3 separate regions of the Mus musculus genome follow, and all the other regions are linked to region 2. The links are chromatin loops, found by intact Hi-C in ENCODE. Cell type or tissue: left cerebral cortex. All regions are shown on one strand.

Region 1 (5,000 bases), 270 kb after region 2:
TATTCATGGAACACTTACTAATGAAATTCTGTGTTTGGACCTTGGGTTATGTGCATCCAAAATTTAAAAAAAAAAAAAAAAACATAGATACTCAGGCCTTCTGAGGGATTTGAAGGACACTCAGCCTCATTTTATGCCTCCTAACTGTGTGTTACGGGATCTCAGGCGCTTTGTTGAGAGGTGTGGAATGGAGTCCTTTTTGTAACATGTGACTGCTGTCTCCCAGAGGCTGTCTGGGTGTGCCATCAGGAGAGAGCAGAGCTGGGTGGGGAGACTTAGAGGTCCCCGGGGAGGCTTAGAAGAAGCTGTGGTTTGAATGTCAGCCCCCCTGGCCACCTGTCTGAGATGGATCTCTGCTCCTTCCTGAACTGGCACCTGGCAGCTTCGTCTTCTGACAGAGATGGTTAGAGAAGTGCTTCTGGGTAAGAAAAACTGCGAAGGTATGACAGCAGATGGCCAAAGACGTACTCCCTGGTGGAGTCAGAGTGGCAGCAGGGGGTGGTGGGGACAACCCTTATCTGGCCCAGAACACCTAATCTGGCCCAGTTGGCACAAGGTAGGCTGATGGCGTCAAGCATTCCACTGTTTAAAGGGAAGCATAAGCCTTCACCTCAGAGTGGTGGAGAACGCCTGTGTCCCCAGCACTGGACAAGAGGAAATGGGAAGATGAGAGTTCAAAACTAGCCCTCTGGCTAATTGGTGAGTTTGAGGCTGGCCTGGGCTATATGAGGCTCTGCGTCAATAAGCCAAGAGATGAGAGAGGGGCAGATCCTTACATGTTATTTCCCTAGGACTGGCTGAACAAAAATGGGTCCCTTGGAATGACAGGAAGTTAGTGTCTTATAATTTGTGAGACCAGAAGCCTGGCCTCAAGGTGCTGGTGAGGCCAGGTCTCTTCCCTCAGGCGTCTCGTCCGGAGGGCCCCCTTTTCCATTTCCTCCAGCTCTGGGGTGTTCCAGTGATAGTGGCCGTTCCTTGCACTACTCCAGTCCACTGCTGGGTCACACTGTCATCTTTAGGGACACCGGATGTACTGGGTTCAGAGCCTATAGTGCCTCAGTATGAGGCGCTTCTTCAGGACCTCTTGCATAGTTATCTTTGCATTGACCAAATAAATAAATACATACATACATACATACATACATACATACATTCTGCAGCAGCACAGTCAGGAAGGACTTCAGCATATCTTTTGAGGGGACACAATTTAGTCATAATACCTTTATATAAAACCCAAGGATTTTTAATGTGGATGTAAATGTCAGAATGCAGAGCGTGTAAAATGTGTCTCTGAGCCATCTCTGCCCCGCCCCGCCCCCTCCCCGGGTAGCCAGTCTGAGTTCAGTCTGTGAGTCTGAGCTCATGGTTGCTTGGATTAATTAGTGGTCACCCCACTATCTCAATTCATCCTCAGAGCCACCCTGGCTCTTCCAGTTACGGGAGACAGAGATGTAGAGATGAGGATGAGCCAGTGGGCAGATGGGGTCGAGCCTCGGACTCACTGTCTCCAGCAGGCTGAGCTGAGTCAGGGGCAGGTCTTTGTGTGCTGATCTTAGATGCTCAGAAGGCTGTGTATGATGCTGCACGCCTTTAATCCCAGCACTCTGGTGGCAGAGGGAGGTAGTTTGAGACCAAGTTGGTCTCCACGTATAACAAGTTTCAAGCCACCTCAGTCAGGGCTTCCTAGTAAGACCTTCTCCAAAACAAAACAAAACAAAACAACAAACAACCTCAAAACTAACCAACCAAACAGGAAAAAAACCCGGACAAGTAGGAGGTCCAGCATAGCTGTTTGCATTCACAGACCTATTGACACCCACCTTAAAAAAGCTGGGGAATAGCAAGTGATGTCCCCATGGCTTGTCCCCAGGGTGGGCCAGAGTCTGTCCTACATTCACCTGGCACTTAGAATGTTTACTGCCACGTAATCTGCTGAATGTGTGGGCCATACACTTGTTCAGCGCTGCAGGCTTGCTCACTCCCTCCTGTGGTTAGGAGGATCGCTGCAGTACCCCCACACGATAGCCTTCAGCTGATTCCAGTAACTGTGTTTAGTGACTGTACAATTATTTGCCTGCCCTTTCCCCTTCTGGGGAGGGGGGAGTGGCATTTTGCTCTGGTGGTAAATGTCACTGAAGTAAAGTCACTTTGAGCAGAAAGTCTGGCTGGTTCTGGCTGGTACCATCTCCGTGGTTGCAACATGGGCCTGATGGGGAGAAAGCGCCCCCTGCTGCCAGAAGAAGGTTGTGACATCTGCAAACAGTGCTTGTGAGACAGGAGTTAAACTACTGAGGGTAGGTAGATGGTTGGTTCACACTGCACATGTGTGGCATGAAACAATCCATAATTAAAGGTTACCAAGAAACCTGTTGTGAGGTAAGATTACTTCAAGCCTACGTGGCCTGTGAAGCCTTAGTCCCAAACCCTAGTTTTGAAACTTAAAATGTTCTCAGTATCAAATAAAAAAAAATTCAGGTTTTGGATTCTGGATTAGTGATACTTAACTGATAAAGTCTATTTAAAAAGAATCCTGCCACTCAGAAAAACTCAGCAGTTGTAAGTACTTGTGCTTCCAATCGTCCCAGATAGGGGCACTCGGCCTGTCTTCCACTGGTCCTGATCTCTGAATCTGCTGATTGGGAGAGACATTAACAGCACAGCACGCCAGCAGTGGGGGAGGGGGGTGCGTGGGGGGGGGTGCATCTGTCTCCAAAGAGTGCCTGGCACCGAGCAGGGGGCTGACTGACTAGGTGCACAGCCTCTCCCGAGAAGTACGTTTGCAGGACATTGCCTACCTCAGAGACGCAGGGGTGTGTGCGTACGTTAGTGCCAACCCTAGAAGGTCGGGTGTGGGAAAGCTGTACGGATTCTGTTTTCTTAAAGGTAGGATTGCTTATAGCCCAAGTTGGCCTTGACCTCCATGTGTAGTTGAGGCTCCTCCGGCCCCACTTCCTGAGTGGTGGGGTTCCTGGCGTGCTCCACCAAGCCCTGTTTTATGTAGTGTTGGAGGCTGATCCAAGGCCTTTGTGCCTGCTAGGTTAGCCCTTCAGCAGTTGATCTGCATCCCCAGCCCATGGGAAGTGGCTTCCCTCTTACTGTTTCCTGGGCCACCAGCATCTCTTTTTCTCCAGATTCGTGTAGGCTGGCTTTCATCCCAGGATCCTGCTTTTTAGCCCAGCCCTGTGCAGACCGGGTGGACAGGCGGCTTTGCAGCTTTGGGCTTGAGCATGATTGTACTCTTCCGTGCCCCATTGGTGCCCTTCAGGCCTGGTGCATCCTGGTCTCCTCCCACGGCTGAAGTACTGATGGTTTCTTTGTCTTTCCCTATAAGTGCCCCTCCCCCCTTTTACTCTGTATGGTGTATATCCTAGGACCATGTCAGGTCTCCAGCTTCACAGACCATTTGAATGAATTCATTGACACTTACAAAACTTTTCAGAAGCCTCCCAGATCCATCCCTGCTCTTGACTCCTGACACCTAGACCCTAGGGAAGCCTCTAGACTCTGAGGACTCTTGTATTAGTTAACTCTCGTTACCATGGAGACCAGGTGTCTGCCAGAAACAACTTTAGGGAGGAAGGGCTTGGGTAGGCTTACAGCCTCTGACGGCACTGTCAATCATGCTGAGTTCGTTGATTCTGGGTCCCTCCTGAGCCAACACATCATGGGAGCAGGAGCACGTGGCACGAGCTGCTCATGTGCTGCACAGGAAGCAGAGGAAAGGCATACAGGAAGGGATCAGGGCAGATACAGTCCCAGAGACACTCCCTCAGTGACCCGCTTCCTCCAGCCAGGCCCCACCTCCAAGTTTCTACCACCTCTCCACCACTACTCAAAACCTGAAGCCATCTGATGGCTGTAGTCTGATAGTCTCTGGAGGTACACATGACTCTTTTTTTCCTGGGTGTTTATATCAGTCCATTCAGGTGGACAGTAAGATTGACCATCATACACCCTGATGCACAGGTAATGGAGACAGGGCAGTGTCCCCAGTGGTGGTCCTCATATTTAAGTGGTCTCCACAGTCCTAAGGACTTAGTGTCACTCTGGGCTTCCCAGGAGCGCCTTCTCCCACCATGGGATTCCCTCTGGGGCAAGACTATGCTGACTCTCTGTGCCTCCTGCTAGTTTAGGCCAGGCTAACATCAGTTCCTAGTGAGAGGTACAGGGGAAACCCTAGTTGATTTCTTGGGCCCTGTCCTGGAGTCTAGGGACCTTTCTCTGCAGGGGTCTGGCAGCAAGGAGGCCTCAATATGGGACAATGAACCGGACTGCAGGCTGTCAGTAGCTGCTATTCCATAGCCATGTGAATTGAACTCTAGCAGAGCTCTGAGCACATGGGTGATGGGGATCTTGGGTGTAGCTGAGAGACTGAGGCCTGGAATGTTGAGCAGTCAGCCCCAGCACAAACTCTGAGGCCTGAGACAAGGGCATAAGCTCCTAGAACCTGCTTCCTGGTTCTCAAAACGAAATCACATTCAGACCAGGAGATCATACTGGAGACCTGGTTCTGTGGCTGACCATAGTTGGTAATCAAGAAATGATTGTGCCTCCTTCCTCCCCTCTTTGTCTTAGAACCTTAGCCTTGCTGCATGTTCTAGTTTGCTTTCTATTGCTGTAGTAAACGCCATGACTATGGGAGGAAGGACCTTGATTCAGTTTACGGGTTACAGTCCGTCATCGAGGGTGGTCAGCACAGAAACTGGAGGCAGGAATCTGAGCAGAAACTGAAGCAGAGACCAGAGGGGGCTTTTAGCTACTGGCCTTCTCTCTGGCTTATGCTCAGCTAGCCTTCTACAACACAGGACCTGCTCAAGGGTGGCAGTGCCCAGAGTAGGCTGGGCCCCTCCCACATTAGTCACCACGAGAGTTCTTCACAGACGTGGCTACAGGGCAGTCCTATCAAGGCAGTTCTTTAATTGAGGTTCCCTCAGACGGTTCAGGGCTGTGTCAGGTTGACAGAGGAGGCGAGCTAGGTTATTGTGGCTGGGCCAAATGCA
Region 2 (5,000 bases):
CTTCATGAGTGTGGATGAAATGCGGCCGCTCTGTTTGATGCCAGGCCATCGTCATGCTCCTGTTGCCAAACCTCCCCAGCTATGATGGACACTCTCCTCTCTGGAACCATGAGCCAATCAAACACTTTCTTTTTCAAGTTGCTTTTTGTCATGTCACTTTATTCCAGCAACAGTGACGTACCTGGTATGAGTAAGAGAGGAAGGAAGAGTCTCCAAAGTTAAACAGGTCATTGCTGGCTTCAGGAGGCTGAGAAGGAGCCAAGGCCATGGTGAGTGACAGCCTTGAGGGTCTGGAAGGTGGGGAGACCCAGCTGCACAAGACCCCAATGGGAATGACCTACACATACCACTCTGGGATCTGGGACTGCAAAGAGCCAGCCTGCCTCCATCTTAGGCTTAAAAGCCATCTTATAGTAAAGACAAACTAGGCTCCTTCCTGTTTATGAATAAACCACCGTTTCTTTAGGATTGGGCTATGCCCTACCTGTAACCTTAACTACAAATGATTCTGTACTGCCTGTTACAGGAATGCTAATCATGCCTTCATTTCAAAAAGTTATTTATAATCATCTTGCAAACCTTTGTTTCAAAATGTTATGTGACCACCTATGACTACCTTGATATGAGCATGACTACCATGCTACGTCCACCTTGCAACCATGTCTTTGTCTCAGAAGGAATTGGCTGGCAATGCATGTGTTCTGCTCTCACAACCCCACCTATTGTGCCCACCAAATCCTGTATTTAGAAACCTCCTACTCCTGAGCTATAAAAGCCCCGTCTTCCTCACATCCAGTGCTGACCTCTCAACCTCACCTTAGGGTGAGGCAGCCCATGTACACAAATAAAAAAGCTTGCTTTATATGGAGCAGAGGATGGCCTAGTCGGTCATCATTGGGAAGAGAGGCCCCTTAGTCTTGCAAACTTTATATGCCCCAGTACAGGGGAACTGCCAGGGCCAAGAAGTAGGAGTGAGTGGGTAGGGGAGCAGGGTGGGGGGAGGGTATAGGTAATTTTCGGGATAGCATTTGAAATGTAAATAAAGAAAATATCTAATTTTTTAAAAAGCTTGCTTTAGTTAGTTGCTTGCTTGAATTAATTTGGCCGTGATGACTTGGGTTGGTGGTCTTTTTCCTCTCCTCTTTGGGATTAACAAGTCCACTAATTTCTGATTTCTGACACCCAGAACTATCAGGTAAGGAGTTTTTGCACGACGGGAGCCTACTTTGTCACCTTTTCAAAGCACGCAGGTTTGCAGTGCTACCATAGTGTGTTTCTCCCAGCATCTGCCTAGGATCTTATCTTGTGAGATGTGCAAGTTACAGCTGTCGGGGTGGGTCAAACACCTCTGGTCCAGGTCCTGCTATGTGGCACATCCTTGGTGAGAATGCACAGCAGCCTCAAGGCTGAAGGCCACACATTCTAGTCCCAGTTAGCTGGAGGGCACACAGGGCCTCCTGTTGTCCCCTTAGAATTCATGTGACCACACCTGCCATCCCACTAGTTTCTACTATGATTCTACTTGGCACCCTTCCAGAGAGTTTACATTTACGCTTATGATCTCCTTTGTACAACTTTCTTTGTGAGATGAGAGAGATGCAAGTGATTTTGTATTTCTTTCTGTGGATGTGAGATGTTTCTCCACCACTGGTTAGAAAGACAAACCTTTGGTACATGGAGTGAACCCCTACTGCAGACACAGAGACCCCTGCCTTCTGGACAGATCCTTCCTGTGGTGTCATGAGCATGCCCATTAGTCTTCTCTGCATTTTGTAATACTGAGTCTGCTAGGAGTTTTATTACATTGAGGCCCAGCCTTGGTCTTATGGCAAGAATACTTTATATAGATGAGGTAAGTTTCCCAAACTGTTCCTTGTGAACACCCATAATTTGCTGGCTCATCCACTAGAGGTGGAGAGAGCAAGGAGCTATTTTTGCTTATTAGAGGGGCAGCAGTGTTGTAGCTATGTACAAAGAGCCACAGTTTTAGAGAGGCTTGCTGACTCTTAGGGACCTGAGGAGAAATAGGGAGGAGGGAGATGGGACAGGCAAAGAAAGCATTTCAGGGTCACCATAGTGATCCATGTACTTGAAGGATTTCATAGTTTTGCTTCTGTTGCTGTGATAAAGATATTAGACACAAAGCCACTTAAAGAAAATGGGTTTAGCCAAGCAACAGGGGCTCACAGTTAAGGGTGGAGAGTGAATGCATGCATTCATGCATGCTTGCTGGCTGGCTTGCTTGCTTGTGCTCTGCTCCATTTTTCTACTCTTATACATCTCAAGACCCCTTGCCTAGGGAATGGTGCCACCCATAGTGGGTCTTCCATCTCAATTAATTTAATTAAGACAATCTCTGCAGAGTGATTCCATGCAGATGATTCCTCCCTGGGACTCTTTCCAGATGATTATAAGTTGTGCTGAGTCAACAATTAAAGCTGGCCATCATAGAGAACCAATGAGGAGGTCCTCATTGGTCCTCTGGTGGGGACAACGGGGATAAGGCTTTGTCCAATTTGTAAACGCAAGTTTGGTTTGCACAAGAGCCTCTCCACAAAGATCTCTGATGAACTTGAGCATTTGGGTGCCTTTAGACGTCTTTATGCTTGTTCCTAGCACCATTGTCTGTTTCTCTTTCTCCACCATCCCTCTCTTTCCCTTTTCTACTTTTAGCTTGTTCTTCAATTTTGAACAGTCCATGTAACAGCCTGTTCTCTGCATGCCACCAGAGGGCGCTGCGACCTAGACAGTCGCTGTTCTTGGTGCTGAAATCTTGGCCACTCGTGGAGAGCCTTAGAAATCCATCAGCACTTGAGGCCTTCATCCTTTTCTCTCCCTTTGAAAACACATGCTTAAGCACAATAGATATACAATCTTACATTATCAAGCATCTCCGACTTTTGAACTACAGAGGTATGAAGGGACACTGAAATGCTTAGTGACAGGCACCTTGGGAGTTTTGGCTGGAACCTGCATTCACCAGCTCTGTAGCTCTAGACTAGTTACAGTATTACTCTGAGTCTTGATTTTATAATCTGTAAGGTGGGCCCCCTTACTTTTTTGTTTTTCATTATGTGTGTGGGTCTGTATGCAAGTATGTGCATTCGGATGCTGGGCAACTGGTCTTCCAGAAGATCAGCTTGTGCTCTTAACCTCTGAGCCATCTCTCCAGCTCCAAGATAACCACTTTTAAGCCATTCTTGTGACCCTCACTGAGGGGGTGTAGCATGGGGTAATCACTCTGTTCAGTCATTTATGGTCCTGTGACCATGGCTGGTGTGTACTGAGCATGTCCTTTGTGTTAAGAGTCTTTCAGGGATATTCTCTCATGTGTGTGACATCAGGAGAGGTGATGCCTGCTAATCCTGTCACCTCTGACCTCCCACTGACTGTAAGTGAAGTAGGACCACTCTCTTGATCTCTGCTTCTGCATGGATAGGCCTAGCAGGATTTGCAAAGGTGGGGCTGCACAGCTCTGACTACTGTGGCCTGTGAACTTACCTGATGCTAAGTCAGCAACAGCAGCTATCATCTTCCACAGGGACCTAATTTTTTAGCCACCAGCTGAATCTGTGCTGCTGAGACTCCAGTCTCTACCCCTTTAGTCTTCTGAGACAACCTCTAACTATTGTGTTCTGCAGTGGTCAGCAGTGGCTGTGTGTCCAGTCACTTGGATTTGACTTCTTTACCTTATTGGATATGGTGATCTCCAGATGGAAACACGCCAGGAATCGTTGTGTTCTGCTGCAGTAGAAGAAACTTGGGCTCTCAAGATTGAGTTAACTGTTGCAGCAGCCCTGGCTGGCCCACAATAGAAAGTTCAGTTTCCACCAGAGAAACCAGGAGCATGAGGTGCAGAGCCTGGTCTGGAATCATCGAGTGAGCATTCACCTGGGAAGAGATTCAGGGCCCCCGTCCTCCCCACAGCCTCTCTTACGAATGCTTGCTCTCTGCTCTCATAAAAAGATAGGCCCAGGTTAAAGAATCCTGCCTGACTTTGTGAAGGTTTGGGACAGTGATTTTTCTTTTTAAAAATGGGTTAATTTTTACTTTATACTGGCTTTTTGCCTGCTGATGTGTCTGTGTGAGGGTGTCAGGTCCCCTGGAACTGGAATTGCAGATAATTGTGAGTTACCTTGCGGGTGCTGGGAATGGAACCCAGCTCCTCTATGAGAACAGCCAGTGCTCTTAACAACTGAACCATCTCTCCAGCTACTGTGCAGTAATTGTTTTAATTTAAATTTTATTGCATTATGGTGAAAAAAGATACATGATTTCAATTTATCTGAATTTGTTAACATTTAAAAACATATATTGAGTAAATAGACTTACATCACATTCTTCTTTCCCTTTTGTTCCCCAACTCCTCCCAGAGATCCCCTTTAAATACCTGCCATACCTTTTGTTTTTATCATATTCTTTAAAATTTATAAAATATTACAACAATAAAAATGAGCATTATAAAAGTTGTTTGATATAAAACAATCAATTGAACTGTCTTATGTAGATGCTTGTCTACAGCAATACTGAAAATACATACATTTTTCTCAATATAAATTTTAAATAACTCAAAATATATTAACTGTATGATATTTTGAGATAATATATCACTATTAGGTTTTTAATGAACATAAATAGATAAAGTCTTTTTGTTTGTTTTGTTTTTAGTAGAGCTTAAAATCTTGGCTCTTACTATGGTACAAACACAAAATAAGAACAGTTTTTGGACATTGGAGTTCATTGTAATAAGGCTCTACTGTTATTTTTCTTAATTGTATTTACATAGTTTTGTGTGTGTGTGTGTGTCTGCGTGTGTGTGTCTGTGTGTGTTCATGCACACACCCCAATATGCAGGTGGAGGTCAGAAGACAACTTGCTGCAGTCTGTTCTCTCCTTCCACCATGTGAGTGCCAGGAATCAAACTCAGGCCATCGGGCTTAGTGACAAGCACTTTACCCACCGAGCCATTTCATTAGCTCTGGGCAGTGATTTTTTAAACC
Region 3 (5,000 bases), 150 kb after region 2:
TAGGATTTGAAAAATTATCGGTAGAGAAAGATAAAAGAAATGCCCCTCCTCCAATGACAATACTTGCTATCTCTGGGTAAGAAACTTAGCTGGTTTTATTTTAGCTTTTAAAAACATACATGTCCTTAATTTTCTATTTGAATGTGGAACACTTAGGGAATGGAAATGAAGCATTATTTTAAAATCCACCAGTGACCAAGTCCCTGGCCTGTGAGGTCCACTCTGGCCTGGCCTGACCCAGCCCTCTGGCATAGAACTGACCCTCAAGACAAGGTCACAAAGCCCTTGGTGGCTCCCAGGTGCCTATTTTTGCCCAGAGTATTAAGTCCAAACCAAGGAACAGTCCAGCTCTCCCAATGTGACAAGATCGTGGGAACAGAGGGGGAGTGAACAGGGAGGGGCATGGGCTGCAATGGTGGACAGCCAAGCATATCATGTCTGGCACCTGCTCTGTCCTGGCTGTGTGGGCCTATGAGCCCCCAGTGTGGGGCACTGAGCCTCCCTGTCCAGCAGAAGATGCTCCAGGGCTAATGTTTGAGCATCTGACTTGGTGGGAAGGTGATATCTGGTTAGACAGTCCAAGATGGAAAAGCCATGGGAATGGACTGGGCAGAGGCATGCTTCTCATTTAATGGTTTTCCCAGGTTATGGACTTTGCAGAGGTCTGGCCGAGCCTTCAGGACAATCAGAAGAGGAAGGAAGATTTTTTTTTTTCAACATTAGATGCGCCCATACCCTGGAGGAAGGGGTAGATAGTTAGGCAGACATCAGTCCCCTGTAGCCAGAAGAAATACCAGGCTAGGAGATGAGTCTGACCCATAGGTCAGAGGAATGTAAGAACCGTTGAGGGTGGCTGGAGCTACAGAAGACCAGAGAGGAGCATGGGAGCCATCCAGGCAGAATGAGAGGCCTACAACAGGGCAAGCGCTGGGGCAGACAGGACGCCAGAAAGATTGGAACTGGACTCAGTAAGAACTAAGAAGTGGGGACTCAGAAGTGGCTTGGCATGTGGCTGGGGGCTTTAACCTCCTTTCTAACGTAAGAAAGGTGGGAGAAAGGGTACCTTGGAGAGAACAGCGCTCCTATCCATTGCCACTGCATCACCACCAGGGACAAGGACACGTCTGGCATCTGTGTAGTGTTTCGGGGCCAAGATTGAACTAGGTCTCCTATGCGACCAACCCCAAACCTTCTGAAGGCATAAGGGAGGCTGGCACTGGGGTGTTCTACACGCTTGTACCTGGGAAAGAAGGCGAGGGGCATCTCTACCCAATCCTGCCTGTATCTGAGGAGGTCCAAGGAACATTCAGGAAGAAATTGGAACATAAACTCTCTCTAGATTCCTAGTTAGATGAAAAAGTACCTGCGAATGGCATCAGCACCAGAGAGACATAGGTCAACAGGTGAGGGAACTGGGGAGGTAGCCCCTGTGATCGCCATGGCCTTCAAGAGCCTAGGACATGGGTCCGAGTGAGGGTTGGATTCTAGAGAGGAAAGTCCCAGCCAACCACCTGGGGTCTTTGTCCAAGGTGACAGAGGAAGGGCTGCACCTGCTTGCCTGGGGGAGGGGGAGGGAATTGGAGGTGGGAGGAGGGGGTAGAGGTTCATTAGCTCTGTCCATTAGGTGTGTGGTCCTGTCCAGGCCCCAAATCTACTGAGCCTCTGTGTCCAATGGAAACTGTAAGTCCTACCCCTAGGACTAGGGGCCCGAGTACACGGTGGAGGGTGACAGTGTCAGGGAGATAGTTCCAAGAAACTAAAACGCTGTTTTATTGGACTCTCATATAAAGATAACTAACAAAATACGTTGAAAGGACGCAGCTCCATCACACCCAAAAGTGCAGGATCAGATTTTCCAGAAGGCTTCCAGTTCATCTGACCAGAACCTAAGTTCCTCTAGGTGCGGTGCATACCAGAGCTGGGGTCACACAATGGCCAGCAGGTACCTAATAGGGTGGGTAACTATGGGCGGGTCCCAAGGGTTCCTACCTCCTTTTCTGAGGACCAGGAAAGAGAAAGAAACAGACACACGGCTCCTGGGTGGGCTGAGCCCCCACGCGCCCCAGGAATCAGGTCCTTCATGGTCCTGGGTAGGGAGTCCAGGGATGTAGGTCTTGATGGGGCAGCTCTGGAGCGTGGGCAGCCTCTCCGACACGCTGTCCCCATCCGCAGCGCGGTCATGCAGGGAGATTTGCGGGAGTGCCGGGACTCCAGGGCTGAGTGAGAGGCGCACGGCTTGGGCACAACTGGCCCAGTTGGGGCAGTAGACGCCTCGGGCTCCGTGGAGCAGCGAGAGTCCTGGCCTCCAACTTCTAGCAACTTGGAGTGGACTTGGGGCTCTGCCACCCATCAGGGGAAACTGAGGCCGGGAGAGCAGCGCCACCCAGCGCTCCGAAACCCTCCCTGACACTGCGCGCCCAACGCCAAGGCCAAGGCCATGGCACAACGACCCTGAAGAACTTACCGGCCGCAGTGCTGGGCCTCCCAGCCCGCCGCGAAGTTGCTCCGAAACCGCGGAGATTGCAGCGGCCAGCTGAGCAGGCGGAGCGCGCGGCCCTACATTCAGCGCGGCCCCGGGAAAGGGGGCGGGGCCTGGGCGGGGCCTCTGCCACCCTCCATTCCTGCTGCGACCCAGGGAGACTCGGCTCGTTAAGTCGCCGGCAAGCCTGCCAATCACTATGTGCTGTCGCGAATCACGGAGCGCCTCGCCTTGCAGCGACTTGCTCTCTTGGGTCGCCAGGAGGACAGATGGCGGCGAGAGGGCGGGTCTGGCCGGCCCACAGCTTAAGTTTCCGAGTGGACTCGGCCCCGGCCCTGCCCCCTCGCCGCCCCGCCTCCAGGACATCTCTTTCCTGACCCAAGCTTGTAAGCCTGCTGCTTAACAGGTGGTTGGACCCAGGAACAAGTCTCGCGCCACCTTTGGCCCGCCTCTGCATCGTGAGGCCCCATCTTCAGACTTCAGACCGGCTATTACAATACTGACTAAGGTCGCGCACTTCGTGCCAGGCGCCCTAATTCCGACGCATTGAGATACACAGAGGACTCCCCAGTGTAGCAGCGAGTACAAAAAGTGTGTGTGCACGTGCTACCAAGTACTGCCTTAAATGATCAAAACCCAAACCCAAAAGCAGTTCAGCACTCTTTAAAGATTAGCCAGACGATAATGCCAGGCTCAGGCAGTTGGAAGCCCCTCCCCCCTCCTTTTTTTTTTTTTTTTTTTTTTTTTTTTTCCTCAGGAGTGTCTGAGAGGTGTGGTTTGGAGATCAAAACTACAGTCTTGTTTCCGTGCTCCTTCCTTTCCTGAACCGCACATCTCACTGCACCTGCCCCGGTGATCTGCACCAACAGGTCAGGCTGACAGAGACAGCATCACCATCTTATCAGGAGGAGGTTGCTCACTGAACCACTACAACCAAATACTTTGATTCTGCACCTGCTCAGGGTCTAATCTCAAGTACCCCAGCTAGGCTCACAGAGGAAGGAAGCTTATCCCAGCAGAGTGACTCTGTCCTGCCTCCATCTGGGGCCCTTTCAGAAGCAGAGATTTTCAGGTTCACCCCCTAAGTGTGGGGTGGCTGTTTCGGGGCGAGGTGGGGCAAGTTCAAGAAGCAGGAGCACCAGATGGCAGTGGCTTTTTCAGAACTATAGCCTTGCCTTACCAAAACAAGTTGCTAGAGCTGCTGGAGGGGTTACATTAAAAAAAAAAAAAAAAAAACTTCTCCCAATATGGAAAAGGAAACGTGGCCTCTGCCATAGCAATTCACATTTCCATGGTAACTAATTGTCTTAATGCATTTTCTGTTGCTATGACAGAATATCTGGGACTAGGTAATTTGCAAAGGAAAGAAGTTTATTTGGTTCATTGTTCTGGGGGGTGGGAGAAGCCAGGACCAGGCAGCACATGGCAAGGGCCTTGTCCTGCATCAACGTGTGCAGGAAAACAGAGAGAAAGGTGGGTGGCACCAGAAGAGTAGAAAACATAAGGCGCCACTCTTTGTAACTAATTAGATGACAGTAATTAATGCACCCCTCCAAAAGACATCAACACCCTTCATGGCCTAACCACCCATTAAAGGCTCCTCCTCCTCCAAACACTTCACAGCTAGGGACAAATGTCAGCGTCTGCTACTGCTAATGTAAATGTAGTTTAATTGATACATGAAAGTTATACAGGTATGTGGAGTACTGTTTGAGGAGCACACACACACACACACACACACACACACACACACACACACAGAGAGAGAGAGAGAGAGAGAGAGAGAGAGAGAGAGAGAGAGATTTAAATCAGGGTAAACATAGCTCAAGCATTTGTCATCTCTGTGAAGTTTTCCTTCTATTTTTGAGATTCCCAGCACACCACCACAAGCACAGGGCCACTTTATTATGTGACAACCAGAACTTCTCCCTCCTCTGACTCAGTGCCCACCTCCCACCTCTCCCCATCCCACCTCCTGCAAACCACAACTAATCCACACACCTGTCTCCTCCTCCTTCCCTCCCAATTATCTCTTGAGCATTTAAAAGTTCTTTAAAAACAAATTTAGTGAGTTTTTTGGGTTTTTTGGTTTTGCACTCGGCCCACCTACCCTCCGTCTGGGGTGGCTGGGGCTTGGCCCACCCTGAGAATTAGCATCCTGTTCACACTTGCAAGGCTTAGCACAGAGAGGCCTGCACTAGCTGGGCTTTGCAGACTCATTCTTTATGGCCTCTATGAGCATGCATAGCATGGTCATCCACTCCCGCTGGCCACTGTCCAGGAGGTCAAAGCAGCCTGGCTCTCAGGATGCTGTATAAGCTGCCACACCCAGAGGCCAGAATGGGGCAAGTCATGGGAAGGACAGATGGAATAAATCTTCCTGTGGCTAAGGGAAGAGAGGGTCTTATAAAACTGCATCTGACCACTCAGGGGGTCTCAGCATACAGCACCACACTGGCTTCTCCATGGAGCTGAAAAGGAAAAACGAACAAAGTCAAAAGGTAAAAAGTTGGGGGCAGCC

Evidence for each region. Peaks named below come from ENCODE experiments on the same cell type or tissue, not always from the same donor. Only the 100,000 strongest peaks of a DNase experiment are listed, where the experiment ranks them.
Region 1: it touches region 2 in a loop (2.8-fold over the local background); 5 of 42 quality-filtered maps call a loop at or near these places.
Region 3: it touches region 2 in a loop (3-fold over the local background); 15 of 42 quality-filtered maps call a loop at or near these places.

The regions. Positions count from the first base shown.
Region 1 is chr5:37,107,466-37,112,465 of GRCm38, forward strand. All of the region lies in intron 7 of Jakmip1 (janus kinase and microtubule interacting protein 1), which reads left to right. Among named protein-coding and RNA genes, the nearest start is that of Jakmip1, 25 kb to the left of the region's middle. In left cerebral cortex, a CTCF peak has its summit at 2,210 (motif pointing left); DNase peaks (open chromatin) are centred at 249, 1,539 and 2,215; H3K27ac peaks cover 626 bases.
Region 2 is chr5:36,833,392-36,838,391 of GRCm38, forward strand. No RefSeq gene overlaps it. Among named protein-coding and RNA genes, the nearest start is that of Man2b2, 5.2 kb to the left of the region's middle. In left cerebral cortex, a CTCF peak has its summit at 2,727 (motif pointing right); a DNase peak (open chromatin) is centred at 2,750; H3K27ac peaks cover 361 bases.
Region 3 is chr5:36,986,402-36,991,401 of GRCm38, forward strand. Wfs1 (wolframin ER transmembrane glycoprotein) reads right to left here and starts at 2,581. Exons shown (of 8, transcript NM_011716.2): 1 at 2,465-2,581. In left cerebral cortex, CTCF peaks have their summits at 2,413 and 2,918; DNase peaks (open chromatin) are centred at 2,663, 4,032 and 4,413; H3K4me3 peaks cover 1,558 bases; H3K27ac peaks cover 766 bases.